Regions from separate parts of the Homo sapiens genome. Here region 2 is linked to region 1. Evidence: chromatin contacts called from ENCODE Hi-C data. All regions are on one chromosome and are shown on one strand. The core of a region is the stretch at or near the end of the contact, and the rest is flanking DNA. Distances in the headings are between cores, read along the strand shown. Region 1 holds the start of BTF3 (basic transcription factor 3). Region 2 holds the start of TBCA (tubulin folding cofactor A).

The links. Hi-C counts contacts between places; a loop is a spot of excess contacts on that map. Pooled maps may share reads with other maps.
Region 2: a loop to region 1 is called in a map of B cell, with 23 times the contacts of the local background. The contact joins the promoter of TBCA here to the promoter of BTF3 in region 1. A Hi-C loop is called at or near these places in 2 of 168 maps with a recorded cell type or tissue (B cell and naive thymus-derived CD4-positive, alpha-beta T cell) and 6 of 50 pooled maps.

What each region holds. Positions count from the first base shown.
Region 1 is chr5:73,497,119-73,501,106 of GRCh38, reverse strand. It overlaps BTF3 (basic transcription factor 3), which reads right to left and starts at 2,665. Exons shown (of 6, transcript NM_001037637.2): 1 at 2,308-2,665; 2 at 1,905-1,973. The coding sequence starts at 2,439. It overlaps BTF3-DT (BTF3 divergent transcript), which reads left to right and starts at 2,787. Exons shown (of 1, transcript NR_186388.1): 1 at 2,787-3,554. RefSeq lists a silencer at 2,181-2,230 and enhancers at 1,867-2,677, 2,441-2,740, 2,771-2,830.
Region 2 is chr5:77,775,083-77,779,288 of GRCh38, reverse strand. It overlaps TBCA (tubulin folding cofactor A), which reads left to right and starts at 2,950. Exons shown (of 4, transcript NM_004607.3): 1 at 2,950-3,084. The coding sequence starts at 3,032. RefSeq lists silencers at 2,804-3,063, 3,184-3,353.

The sequences.
Region 1 (3,988 bases), core at 1,416-3,915:
TGTGAAAGAAGATTTTTTTAAGAAAAGACAATTATCGCCACTGCTAGGCTTAAAGCCCACCTAGGGACTTTAAACTTCTTAAAATTTTATATTCTCAGGATCCAACATAGTAAAGGCTTAAATAAATCTTGTTATTTAACTGAAGAAAATATCTATGGCTACAAAAAAAAAAAAAAAGTACTGGTTACTAACCTCTCCAAACTATTAAGTACAAAAATCACTTTGAAATGGTCATGTATGTATCTGGTTTCCAAAGAAATCTTCTCTAAGAAACTCAAAGGAATTTCTAAGATTGTAAAGACAAACCCAGCATACTTTCTAGAGGTTTCATACACTTCACATATGTAGAGTTCAATTTTCACTTAAATAATTATTATTAATGCTGTGATTAGATATGAAAATAAAGGGCTTTTGTAACATTTACCTAAGAGCACCTAACACCTGCAGTTTTCTCTAAAGCAAAATTAACTCACCTAATTTCACATCCCATAATAAGTACGTTTCTTAAACAGTGTAGAAATGTTTCCATATTGTGACTACAGAAATACTTCTTGTATTATTAGCTAAACGAGTATTAAGATGTTAGGACACAAAATTTAATCTTGTTATCAGCTTTAAATATCCTAGCAAATCTCAAGATTTCCTTTACCCTAAAATGATGTCTCCCAAAGTTAAAGCCTAATGATGAGAGTAACAACAAAAAGACTGCACATAAGCACATTATTCAAATTACTCCTTCTGAAACTGTACTGAAAGTAAGAGTGGTTAAAAACACCAATATAAGAGCATCCAAACACTGAGACACAAAAAATTTGAGTTTTGCTGGCACTTGAAGGCCACAGTCTGATAACAATTGATTAAAGAGGACAAGAAACATCTAATGTTGTTAAATGTGTGGGTGTGGATCCTGAAGATGGCTAACGTTAACAAAAATAAAAAGTAAAAAAAAATCAGGATAAATTCACCGCTGGCAAAGTTCAGTAATTTAACAAAGCTGTATATTATTATTTAAGTCTAAGTGCAACTTCTGGCTATCTCACAGCTAACTCTAAGTTAAACGCTTAAAGTTGGGAAAAACTAAAAGGTAATAAACATGTACCATGGAAGCTTTACAAGTTTTACCAAGTAAAGACATGCTCTGTTTCAACAAGCTACCACACCTTGTTAAATACTAAGAATGTGCTAACAATACAAACTAGGTAGACCTCTGTCTACAGTGGACTTCTTATTAATTACAGGACAATCTAAAAATCAGCTTCAAAAAAGAATCCCCTTGATGTGAATCAGTATCCACCAGGAAAAAAACAATTAATCAAAAACTGATCATTTAAAAATCAGTCACTTTAATTCCCTCATTTTTACAGTAATACAAAGTCAGAACAGGAAAGATACCTACTTGGGTTATATTTTCAAATCTAATAGTCACTGCTCTTAAACTCCAAAATGTACCCGTATCTTCAAATACCCTTGAAATATGCAACTACCCTAAAGAATATTTAGTTCAGAAAGCAGTACAGAAAGGTCTCAATTTACAAGAGAGACAAACAAGCACTGACTTTAGAAAACTCAGGCCAAAACAAGTCAAGGGTATGATGTGCACAACGATCTAACTGAAATGACACATTTTCCTTACTAATTAAATTAGGAAACACTTTTGTGTTCTACTTACACTCTGTAACACTGAAAACACAAACATGTTTACACAAAGGCGATGTTTTTAGCTCGTCTCACTGATGTGTCTCCAACCCTCGTCTCCCCCGCTCCTCGAGATTTGCTAGCTCCGTGAATTTCCCTCGATAGGCAAAGTTTGTCACCGATAATATAAGAAGCGCAAAAGGAATATGTTTTTTAAAATACCTAAACCTTAAAAAAAAAACCCACAAACCCGAACTATTAAAACTTACTTTCCCACCAATGCGCACTTGTGCCTGCAGTTTGGCGAGTTTTTCCTGGTTCATGATTGTTTCTTTCATCTAGAAAAAGAGGAAATCCTCAGCAAGGATAGGTTTAGCTCACTCTAGCATTCCATGCTCGTTATTTCCCAAGATACCAGCAGGAAAATAAACGTCCTACACAGGCCGAAACCTGGATCCCAAATCCACCCCGCAAAGCTCCAAATTTGGGTTTCCAGGGAGCCCAAAGAGCACCCGCCTCCCCACCACTCCCCCACAGCTCCCCGCTCTTGGCAGGCCCGGATGAAAGGCTCTACCCCACGCCTGGCCAGCACCCCCCACCCCTGGCCCTGGCCTGGCCTCGGCCTAGCCAGGGCCTGCCCGGCCCGGCCACTCTCCGCAAGCCTCGCGGTACCTGAGGCTCCTGTCCTCGGGTTCCGCCGCGAGGTGGAGGTTGAGACAGCGTCGCCTCGCCCCCAGGGCAGCCGCCCCTGGCTCGACCTCGCCCCCGAGAGTCAGCCTGAGCGGGTGCGCCTGTCCGTCGCATCGCCTTCCTCTCCTCCTCTGCCCTGTCCCTCCCTGTCTCGCTCCTTCAGGGAACTTCCCGCCCCCGCTCCCGTCCTCCTACCACGCCGCCGTCCAGAGCCTTTTTGTACCTTGTCGGAGCGAATAAGGGGCCGCGCGGGGGACTAGGGTTGGTGCTCAAGGGGTCTCGGGTGGACCACCTGAGATTAGGCGCACACACGCGGGGACGCAAGATGGCAGCTAAAGGGAGGCCGGAAGTGACACAAGGCCACTTCCTTCAAGAGTCAGGAAACTGACTTCGCCGCGAACTCGGTTCCTCCCTGCGCACGCGCGACAGCGTTTGTGATGGTCCAGCGAGTCCCTATTCTCCTCCTCCTGCTCCAGCGGCTGCCGGCTGTAGGCCCTACGAGAGACTGCTGGCTTGGGGCGCAGCCCGTACCTCTGGGAGAGGCCACAAAGGGGTCGGAGAGCGCGGTCCTGTGCACAGTTAGGGTTAAGTCCGCTCAGTCTCCATTGGGCCCTGATCCTGAAGTTCTGTGCCCTCCGAAGAAAGGGCCTATTCACGTTTCCTGGAGACGCCGGAGGTGCCCAGCTTGTGCTCACCACTCAAGCAGCTCTCCCCTTGCTGGAGGTGTGGGTTGGAGAATTGCAGAATTTCCCTCTCGGCCCGAATGAGCCATTACCAAAGCATTTTGTCAAAAATAGTGAAGTTAGTTTGGCCTTCCAAGGTTAGGTGGTGTGGTAGATTGCGGGACCGAGGTTCAGAATTTCTGGGGGCTGTATCCCCGAGCCCCACTCCTCAGAATGCAACTCTGTACGACGAAGGAACTGGGTAATCCGCATTTCAGCCAATTTAGCAGATGACTAACCACCTTAAAACGGTCCACACAATTATCTTGTTTATCAGGCAAAAAAATTGACTCCTAGGTACCGAATTGGCATGGATTTGACAATTAGCGATTCACGGTTAAGCAGACTTTATCTATCTTAATCCAATCAAAGGAGAATTTCTGCCTGCTGTGTTTGGAGAGACAACGCGTGGATGTGAGTTAAACTTTGTTAAACCCAGGACAAGCTTTAAGATAAAACGACTGATATTTAAAATGGCAATTTAAATAAAAATGTTCTCTGATCAGCCTTTTTGTGGTCTTAACCATGAAATGTCTTTGCATATTCAAAAGTGAGTCCGAAATCTTAGAATGCAATGTGTGTAGCAAGAAAACTTGTTCAAGTGCAGACCCCTCTCCAGTTAAGATCAATGTTTAAACTTTTTGAATACTTTTTACATATAAGTTTGTTGCAACTGATGTCTCAAGAACATAACTGGTGAGGACAGCTGTATTGCCTTTTAGAATAATTGTTACAGTTATATTTACAAAAAACAATGTTGCTTCAGTTAAATATGAGTGAAGTTTTAGTACAGGTAAGGGTGTTTGTAGTTAGGCTTATGTGGGTTACCTTCCTAATGACAAAGGCCAAAATGGCAGTACCAACATTATGCTGTGCTCTGGAGATATTACAAAATATATAGAAAGACTCCCCCTTTTGGAAGAAATGTGTATCTTTGTCCA
Region 2 (4,206 bases), core at 1,701-4,200, 4.3 Mb before region 1:
TTCCATCCTTGTCTGGTTGTGGATGCAAAACCTGCCAATATGGAGGGCTGACTGTATTTATTGAAAAAACTCTTCTTCTAAGTGGGCCTGTTGCCAGAAAGCAGTCCCCATCCAGACCCCAGGAGCAAGTTCTTGTATCTCGTGCAAGAAAGAATTTGGGGCAAGTCTATAAAGTGAAATGAAGTTTATTAAGAAAGTAAAAAAATGAAAGAACGGCTACTGAATACAGCAGTGGCATGGGCTGCTTGACTGAGTATACTTATGGTTGTTTCTTGATTATATGCTAAACAAGGGGTGGATTATTCATGAGCTTTCCAGGAAAGGGTGGGGAGTTCCTGGGACTGAGGGTTCCTTTCCTTTTTAGACCATATAGGGTAACTTCCAGGTATTGCCATGGTATTTGTAAATAGTCAGGGTGCTGGTGGGAGTTTATTTTATTATGCTAATACATTATAATTAGCATATAATGAACATTGAGGACAACCAGAAAACACTTTTGTCACCATCTTGGTTTCGGTGGGGTTTGGCCAGCTTCTTTACAGCATCCTGTTTTATCAGCAGGGTCTTTGTGGTCTGTGTCTAGTGAAACCAGTCCTGCCAACCTCCCATCTTATCCTGTGATTAAGAATGCCTAACCTCCTGGGAAGAGAGCCCAGCAGATCTCAGCCTCATATTACCCAGACCCTATTCAAGATGGAGTTGCTTTGGTTCAAACACCTCTGACACACCTGCACAATTCGAAACTGTTGTTCAAGGGTCAACTGTATACACAGACACAGATAAACTCACAAAGTGTCCTCCAGAGCCTGGGAATGGGCCTGGAAACACACAATGGCAGTAGCAGCAGAGGTCTTTTGGCTGCTGACATTTACTGATTATTGATTTATAGTAAAGGCACAGATACAAATCAATTAAAACAAAGAGAAAGGGGGCAAAAGGAGGGAGGCAGAATTGGGGATTGGGGGGAAATAGCAGGTATTTGTATTGGGAAGCCTAGTTTGAGAGAAACTCCTGCAAATTAGCACAAAACTGAGCTCTGAGCTTCTTGAAACCAAAGCAAAAAAGGAAAATATGACGAGTTACATGGTTTTTGCTACCTAATCAAAGGAAAGACCTTAACGGTAGCAAAAGCCCTAGCTGCACCATCTTTTGGTTTGTGGCTTGTAGCTGCTGTTTGTGTGTGTGTGTGTGTGTGTTTGTGTGTGTGTGTGCATGTCATTTTGCTTTGGTAAGTTTGCTGTTGTGTTTTATCTACCCCTCCCTCCAGTATTTCACAGCGCTGCTGTGTGACTTGGAATTGCACATCAGTATACCAGCCAGCAGAATAAAAATATTTATTGAATTCTGTGCCCATTGTGCACAAAACACAGGTGGAGGAGGTTGGGGAAGGAAGATTTATGGAAGACAAGAATCTTGCCTCTAAACATGTTTATGAACCAGGATTTATAACTACGAAGCTGAACAAAACCCTTACGAAGGACCAAACAATAATTTGAAAAAGAAATATACTAAAAATAATGATGACTACTGGGTGACTCCAAAGCATCCAGGGAAGATTGAACAGGTGGGGTGAGTCATAGTAGACTTTGCTCAGTTTTGATCCTGGATTTAAAGTAACGGCCTTGGGCTGGCGGGATAGAAGGGGATTCCAGGACCAGTCATGAAAGTGAGAATGAGTAAGTCAGGCTAGGGAAGGAAAAAGACAGTCATATGGGTGTCTTTGAAGGATGGTACCAAGAAATTTTAAAAAGGGGGTGGGCTCGGTGGCTCATGACTGTAATCCCAGCACTTTTGGAGGGTGAGGTGGGCCTCACCTGAGGTCAGGAGTTCTAGCCAGCCTGGCCAACGTGGTGAAACCCCGTTTCTACTAAAAATACAAAAAAAAAAAAAAAAAAAAATTAGCCAGGCATAGTGGAACGCGCCTATAATTCCAGCTACTCTAGGGGCTGAGGCAGGAGAATCACTTGAACCCAGGAGGCGGAGGTTGCAGTGAGCCGAGATCAAGCCACTGCACGACAGAGTGAGAATCTGTCTCAAAAAAAAAAAAAAGAAAAAGAAAAAGAAAAGCAATTTTAAAAAGGGCGATTCTGCCCTGTATTCCTCAGGAGATTCTCTTAGGAAGGGACTGCTAGAGCTCACTGTAGATGTGCCTCATTTTATGCAACAAATATATTTTTGAACATATAAAATAGTCAAATGTTGTTCAGCATCTACCATGCGTCAGACAATGAGCTAGGTGTTTTAACCCTTATACCTAATCTGTAAAATGGACATTATTATTTCCATTTTGCAGACTGATCAGCTGCAAGGCTAAACAGCATACGTATCAGTGTTGTCTAGCTAATAGTCTAGCTATTAAAGGGTGGAACCTCGATTGTAAGCCGGTTTGTCTGATTAGGAAGCCCAAGGTTTTGTGTGCGACACACATTCTTGTAAGTTAAATATTTAGGATACACTATAAGTGATCATCTGAAGAAGTTCTGTTAGTCATTTCCTTTGAAAGGCACGTTATCTACAAACCTTCTTGCAGGGATTTGAGGTAAAGGGCAAGGATTTTCTTGACTGCGTGCATGATGGCAGTTTGTTTCACTACACATGCATCACTCTGCCTCATCTGACACCAGATAACGACATCGAAAATACCCTTAATACATTTTTTAGGTCACTCCGTCCATTAAGCAGATAATCCCGCAAAGCAACGTCCCAGAGAGACGTTAGTTTCCCCAAAGGCCCAGGCTGTGGAGACCGGGATAGTGTAACTTGCGCCTGAAGTAAAAAGAGGGGCAGTCCGAGAGAGAGGAGGAGGGCACGTTTCACTACGGGTAAAGGGGCGCACGAGGGGTAAAGGGACTGGCGGGAGCAGGGTACCGCCCTCTAGTAAACCCGCCCCGCGGGGCGTGGCGGGGACGACGGGCCGCGCAGCCTGCGCATGCGCGCCGGCGACCACGCCTAAATAGCCGCAGCCTCTGCGCGTCGCCCTCCACGGTTACCCCGGCTCTCCGCCCCTCCTTCTCGCGGCGCTCGAGGGACCATGGCCGATCCTCGCGTGAGACAGATCAAGATCAAGACCGGCGTGGTGAAGCGGTAAGGAGCCGGGAGCGGCGCCCTGCACCTCCTCTTCGTCACCTCATGGCGGCCCGCGAGGCTGAGCGGAGCGCAGGCCCGAGGAGGCCCGAGGCGGGCTCCGAACTCCAGGCCGCACCCGGGGCTCCGCAGTTGGCTGGGACTGGCAGGGACCCAGCGGGGCGCGCTGACGCCCGAGCCCGCCAGCCTCGCACGCCGCTTCCCGTCCCTCTCCGCTCACTGGCCGCTCTGATTTGCCGGAAGAGTCGGCGGTGGCCCGGTTTCTCGGCGCCCGCGGTGGGAAGGTGGTGGGCCGCGGCCTGCGAGGGCGGGCCGGGCCCTGATCCCGTGCCTCCTGTGTGCGCGCGCCGGCCTCTCCTTGCTGAACTTGGCCCGGGGAAGCGGGATCCCAGCTGTGCTCTCAAATGGGCTTGAAAGCAGGCTCTGAAGTTTAGGGGGATGCGGAGGATCTGGGCCTCGTCAAAAAAGACCGTAGTGGAGCCGTGTGACCTAACATGGCTGGCGTGACTGGCAGGCTTTGAGAACTGGGCCTGAACTTCTAGCACACTCAGCAAACTTATGTGGCCTCACTTTCTCCAGTCAGATTCCCCGAAGCTCGCCCCAGAGGCTGTGAGATGCTGTTTAAATAACTTGTGAACCAGAAGTATCTGAGACAGGTCTTAATTTGGAATGTTTATTTTGCCAAGGACGTGCCCATGACACAGCCTCAGGAGGTCCTGATGACATGTGCCCAAGGCGGTTGGGGCACAGCTTGGTGTAATACGTTTTAGGGAGACCTCAGATATTAGTCAATGGGTAAGGTGTACCTTGGTTCCCTCCAGAAAGGCAGGACAACTAGAAGGTTGGGGGGCATCCAGGTCATAGATAAGAGACAAATGGTTGCATTCTTTTGAGTCTTTGATCAGCTTTTCACTTAATACACAATTTACATGTGAGAGAGGGATAGAAGAATAGTCACTTATGCCTTAGTCGGCTAAATGAATCTGCGATTTTACATACACAGTAGGGCAGAGGAAGCAGTCAGTTACGCATTTGTCTCAGGTGGGTAGAGGGGTGACTTTGAGTTCTGTTCTTTGTCCCATACCTGTGAAGATAAGCTATCAATTTACATTGCCAGGGTGA